Regions from separate parts of the Homo sapiens genome. Here region 1 is linked to region 2. Evidence: read pairs that join two places in POLR2A ChIA-PET (ENCODE). Cell type or tissue: OCI-LY7. All regions are shown on one strand. Each heading gives the region's core, and the rest is flanking DNA. Links, peaks and the distances in the headings are about the cores only.

What was found. ChIA-PET counts read pairs that join two places held together with the same protein. Peaks named below come from ENCODE experiments on the same cell type or tissue, not always from the same donor. Only the 100,000 strongest peaks of a DNase experiment are listed, where the experiment ranks them.
Region 1: POLR2A ChIA-PET joins it to region 2 with 11 read pairs; 14 of 35 experiments call an interaction of 5 or more read pairs at or near these places.

The regions. Positions count from the first base shown.
Region 1 is chr11:102,351,549-102,354,469 of GRCh38, forward strand. All of the region lies in intron 3 of BIRC2 (baculoviral IAP repeat containing 2), which reads left to right. Among named protein-coding and RNA genes, the nearest start is that of BIRC2, 5.8 kb to the left of the region's middle. In OCI-LY7, for the core only: no CTCF peak of the experiment used is centred there; no DNase peak of the experiment used is centred there.
Region 2 is chr11:102,301,901-102,304,821 of GRCh38, forward strand. No RefSeq gene overlaps it. Among named protein-coding and RNA genes, the nearest start is that of BIRC3, 14 kb to the right of the region's middle. In OCI-LY7, for the core only: no CTCF peak of the experiment used is centred there; a DNase peak (open chromatin) is centred at 1,267.

The DNA of each region.
Region 1 (2,921 bases), core at 160-2,659, 50 kb after region 2:
AGGCTGCAGTGAGCCAGGATTGTGCCACTGAACTCCAGCCTGGGTAACAGAGCAAGACTCTGTCTCAAAAAAAAAAAAAAAAAAAAAAAGAAAAAAGCATATCTGACTGCCCATTTTAATTGTAATTGTAAATTATTTTTTCTGTACAATTTTTTTTTGTCATTTACCTCCTTTTAGCCACTTTGTCTCTAGCAGTGTCTTTTTTTATTATAGCCTAGAAATAATTTAGGGGCAGTGTTATTAGTAGAAATAGAATTAAATTGTCTTTGTAATTGAGTAGCTATGTGAACTTGGACGTTGTTTGTAAAATGAGGAGGGGTTGGCCTAGATAATTTTTTAAAATAGTGATAAAATAGGCATAACATTTACCATCTTAACCATTTTTTAAGTGTATAGTTGTGTGTCATTAAGTACATTCTTAACCGTTCTGCGATTATACCGCTATCCATCTCCAGAACCTTTGCATCTTCCCAAACTGAAACTGTCTACCCATCAAGTACTAATTCACCATTATCCCATTCCCCAACATCCTGGCAACCACCATTGTCTTTCTCTTTTTTTTTTTTTTTGTTTTGTTTTTTTTGAGACGGAGTCTCACTCTGTCACCCAGGCTGGAGAGCAGTGGCGCGATCTCGGCTCACTGTAAGCTCCACCTCCCGGGTTCACGCCATTCTCCTGCCTCAGCCTCCCGAGTAGCTGGGACTACAGGCGCCCGCTGCCACGCCCGGCTAATTTTTTGTACTTTTTAGTAGAGATGGGATTTCACCATGTTAGACAGGATGGTCTCGATCTCCTGACCTCGTGATCCACCCACCTCAGCCTCCCAAAGTGCTGGGATTACAGGCGTGAGCCACCGCGTCCAGCCCTTGTTTGTTTTTTTGAGGTGGAGTCTCACTCTGTCATCCAGGCTGGAGTGCAGTGACACGATCTTGGCTCACTGCAACCTCCACCTCCCAGGTTCAAGCGATTCTCCTGCCTCAGCCTCCTGAGTAGCTGGGATTATAGGTGCCTGCCACCATGCCTGGTTAATTTTTTTGTATTTTTAGTAGAGACAGGGTTTTTAGTAGAGACAGGGTTTCACCATGTTGGCCAGGCTGGTCTTGAACTCCTGAGCTCAAGTGATCTGCTCACCTTTGCCTCCGAAAGTGCTGGGATTACAGGCATGAGCCACTGCCCCCTGCCGCACCATTCTATTTCTGTCTCTATGAATTTGACTACTCTAGGCATCATATATAAGTGGAATCATACATCACAGATTATGTTTTTACCTGTGAGTGTCTTTCACAATAATGAAGAATCTCTTGAACCCCTTCAGGAAATTTAAAAAGTTTTCGTCATTTTGTATGATATATGATGAAAAAGAAACTTGAAGTAACAAATACTTTATTATGGATCAGTACATTGTTAAAAGTTGTATTTTAAAGTTATTAATATTAATAATATATCAAGATAAATTTTGACTTTTTTACACTGAAAAATGACTAAATTATTAATTATGTTTAAAATTAAAAAGCATGTTTTATCAGACTTTTAAATGACTTAATTATGTTGGGCTCTATGGGATTATATACATTAATTTGAAATTTAATCCATGTTGTGGTATCAAAGACAAAAACAGCTTCCAAATTCCAGTGTTGGAACTGCTACATTTTGTACCTTATAAAACAAAATCAAAATCTTTATTTTTGTAACTTGTGTTTTGTTTTAAATGATTAAGGGAGAAGATGTAGGGGCGTGTTTTGTAAATGCTTCTCTGAAAACAACACATTTCTTTTTTCCTTTTTTTTATTTTTTTGAGACAGTGTCTCATTCCATCACCTATCACTGCTGGAGTGCAGTGGCAAGATGGCAGTTCACTGCAACCTCCACCTCCTGGGTTCAAGCCTCAGCCCCCCGAGTAGCTGGAATTATAGGCACACGCCACCACACTCAGTAGTTTTTGTATTTTTAGTAGAGACGCAGTTTCGCTATGTTGGCCAGTCTAGTCTCAAACTTCTGACCTCAAGTGATCTGCCTGCCTTGGCCTCCCAAAGTGCTGGGCTTACAGGCATGAGCCACTGAGCCCAGCCCACATTTCAACTGGGAATAATCTTTAATCTCAGTAAATCCATCACCTTATGTAGTAACTTTCTTTTTTTTTTTTTTTTTTTTTTTTGGTGAGAACTCTTAAAAGATGCTCTTTCGCAAATTTCAGGTATAAGGTCCAGTATTATTAGCTATAGTCACCATGTGCTGTACATTAGATCCTCAGAAAGTTTGTGTTCTTTAACCAACATCTTCCCATTTCACCTACCCCCTTATCCCTGGCAACCAGCATTCTACTCTCTGTTTCTGTGAGTTTGGTTACCATACAGTATAGTTGTCCCTTGGTATGCTCGGAGGACTGGTTCTAGGACCCCCATGTATACCAAAATTCGCACATACTGAAGTCCAGAAGTTGACTCTGCAGAACCTGTGCATCCAAAATTCAGCCCTCCAAATATGTGGGTTTCACATCTGCAAATGTGATCTGCATTTGGTTGAGAAAAATCTGGGTGTAAATGGACATGTGCAGTTCAAACCTGTGTTGTTCAAGGGCCAGTTGTATTTGTCTTTCTCTGGCATATTTCACTTGGCATAATGCCTTCCAGGTTCATTCATGTTGCAGATGGTAGGATTTTATTTTATTTTATTTATTTTGAGATGGAGTCTCACTCTGTTGTCCAGGTTGGAGTGCAGTGGCACCATCTAGGCTCACTGCAATCTCCACCTCCTGGCTTCAAGCGATTCTCCTGCCTCAGCCTCTTGAGTAGCTGACATTATAGGCACCTGCCATCATGTCCGGCTAATTACTCTGTTTTTGTAGAGACGGGGTTTCACCATGTTGGCCAGGCTGGTCTCAGACTCCTGATCTCAAGTGATCCACCCGGAGTGGATGGGAT
Region 2 (2,921 bases), core at 175-2,674:
TCCCACTTGGCCCCACCTCCAAGATTGAGGATTACATTTCAACATGAGATTAGGAGGAGTCAAACACCCAAACCATATCATTCCCCTTCTGGCCCCTCAAATCTCATGTCCTTCTCACATTATAAAATACATTCATCCTTTCTAACAGTCCCCCAAAGCCTTACCTCATTCCAGCATCAATTCAATCAAAAGTCCAAAGTCACATCTGAGTCTCAAGTTGAGTTCTTTTTACCTACAAACCTGTGAAGTCAAAACAAGTTATTTACACCCAAGATACAATGGTGGTAGAGGCATTGAGTAGACACTCTATTCCAAAAGGGAGAAATCAGCCAAAAGAAAGAGGCAATTGGCCCCATGCAAGTCTGAAACCCAGCAGGGTAGGCATTAAACTTTAAATTCCAAAATAATTTCCCTTGCCTCCATGTCCTGTATCCTGGGCATACTGGTGCAAGATGTGGGTTCCCAAAGCCTTGGGCAGCTTTGCCCTTATGGCTTTACAGAATGCAATTTGTGGCTGCTCTAATGGGCTGGAGTTAAGTTCCTGTGGCTTTTTCATGCTGAGCTTGCAAGCTGCTGTGGCTTTACCATTCTCAGGTCTGGAGGTTCGTGGCCCTCTTCCTACAGCTCCACTAGGCAGTGTCCTGCTGGGGACTCTGTAGGGTCTCAAACCCCACATTTCCTCTCAGTACTGCCCTAGTAGCATTTCTCTGTAGGGACTCTGTCCCTACTGCAGGCTTCTGCCTGGGCATCTAGGCTTTTCCATATATCCTCTGGAATCTAGGTGGGAGTTGCCAAGCCTCCTTTACTCTTGCATTTTGTACACCTGCAGCCTTAACACCATGTGGAAGCTGCCAAGGCTTACAGTGGTTTGCACTTTCCAAAGTGGCAGCTTGAGCTGTACCTATGGCCCTGTGAGCCATGGGTGGAGCTGGAGTGGCCAGGATGCAGAGAGTGGGGTCCTAAGACTGAGCAGGGAAGCAATGCCCTGTGCCTGGCCCCTGAAATAATTCTTTCCTCCTAGGCCTCTGACCTGTAATGAGAGGGGCTGCCTCAAAGATTTCTGAAATGTCTTTAAGTCCTTCTTCCCATTGTCATGGATATTAGCACCTGGCTCCCTTTTAGTTATGCCAGTCTCTTTAGCAAGTGGTTGGTCCACAGCCTGCTTGGATTCTTTCTCTACCACAGAGCCAGGCAGAAAATTTTCCAAACTTTTATGCTCTGCTTCCCTTTTATATATAAGTTCCAACTTATTTAAGTCATTTCTTTGCTCCTTCATCTGATATAGGCTCTTAGAAGCAGCCATGCTACATCTTTTTTTTTTTTTTTTTTTTAGACAGAGTTTTGCTCTGTTGCCCAGGCTAGAGTGCAGTGGTGCTATCTTGGCTCACTGCAAGCTCTGCCTCCCAGGTTCATGCCATTCTCCTGCCTCAGCCTCCCGAGTAGCTGGGACTACAGGCGCCCGCCACCACGCCTGGCTAATTTTTTGTAGTTTTAGTAGAGACGGGGTTTCACCGTGTTAGCCAGGATGGTCTCGATCTCCTGACCTCGTGATCCACCCGCCTTGGCCTCCCAAAGTGCTGGGATTACAGGCGTGAGCCACCGCGCCTGGCCCATGCTACATCTTGAATAATTTGCTGCTTAGAAATTTCTTCTGCCAGATACCCTACATCATCATTCTTAAGTTCAAACTTCTGCAATTTCCTAGAGCATGGACACAATACAGCCAAGTTTTTTTGCTAGGGTGTAACAAGGGTGGCCTTTGCTCCAGTTCCCAATAACTTCCTCATTTCCATCTAAGACCTTGTCAGCTTTGCTCTCACTTTCCATATTTCTATCAGCATTTTGGTCACAACCATTCAAACTTTCCCTCATCTTCCTGTCTTCTTCTGACCCCTCCAAACTCTTTCAGCCTCTGTTTGTTACTCAGTTGCAAAGCCAATTTCACATTTTCAGGTATCTTTATAGCAATGCCTTCCTCCCCAGTACCAATTTTCTATGTTAGTCCATTCTTGCATTGCTATATAAAAATACCCAAGGCTGGGTAATTTATAAAGAAAAAAAGGTTTAATTGGCTCACAATCCTGCAGGCTTTACCAGAAGCATGGCACTGGTATCTGCTTCTGATGAGGCCTCAAGAAGCTTACAATCATGGCAGAAGGTGATGGGAGCCAGCATGTCACATGGAGAGAAGAGGAGAAAGAGAGAGTGGAAGGAAGTTCCATGCTCTTTTAAACAACCAGAGCTCAGGTGACTGACAGAGTGAGAACCTATTCATTATGAAGGAGATGGTGCTAAGCCATTCATGAAGGATCTGTCCCATGATCCAATACCTCCCATTAGGTTCCACCTCCAACATTGGGAATTACATTTCAACATGAGATTGGAGGCAACAAACATCTAAACCACATCACCATATATGGATTAATTCCAGTATTAGGTTTCTTAGTGTTAATTCAGGCTAAAGAGTAACAATTAAACAGGAGTAAAGACTGACATATATGTACTGATGTCAAAATGTGTTATTGATGTAACAATTGGCAATTAAAAAATCATACTGATACTTTGCACCACAGTTGTTTGTGGGTGAAGAATAATCTTTGTTTGGAACAGAGGCATTTGATAGGTAAATGTCTGATAAATGGTGGATACCAAAGCCTGGGTGTAGATTGGGACAGTGCTTTACAGAGGAAAAAAAATTACTGTTCTTCAATGAAAGATGAGAAAAGGAGAGTTGAGGTAAGGGAAGGGGAGGAAAAGATAAGAGGATAAAAGAGGAGGAGGGGGGACAAAAGGGGACAGTAGAGGAGGTGAGAAGGGAGAGGGGGAAGAGGAAGAAGAAAGAAGTTGGATGGAGCACTGGAGGAAGAGAGTCAACAAAGGACTTCCTAGAAATGTGCAAGTTATTGTGGGCAGTAAGTGAT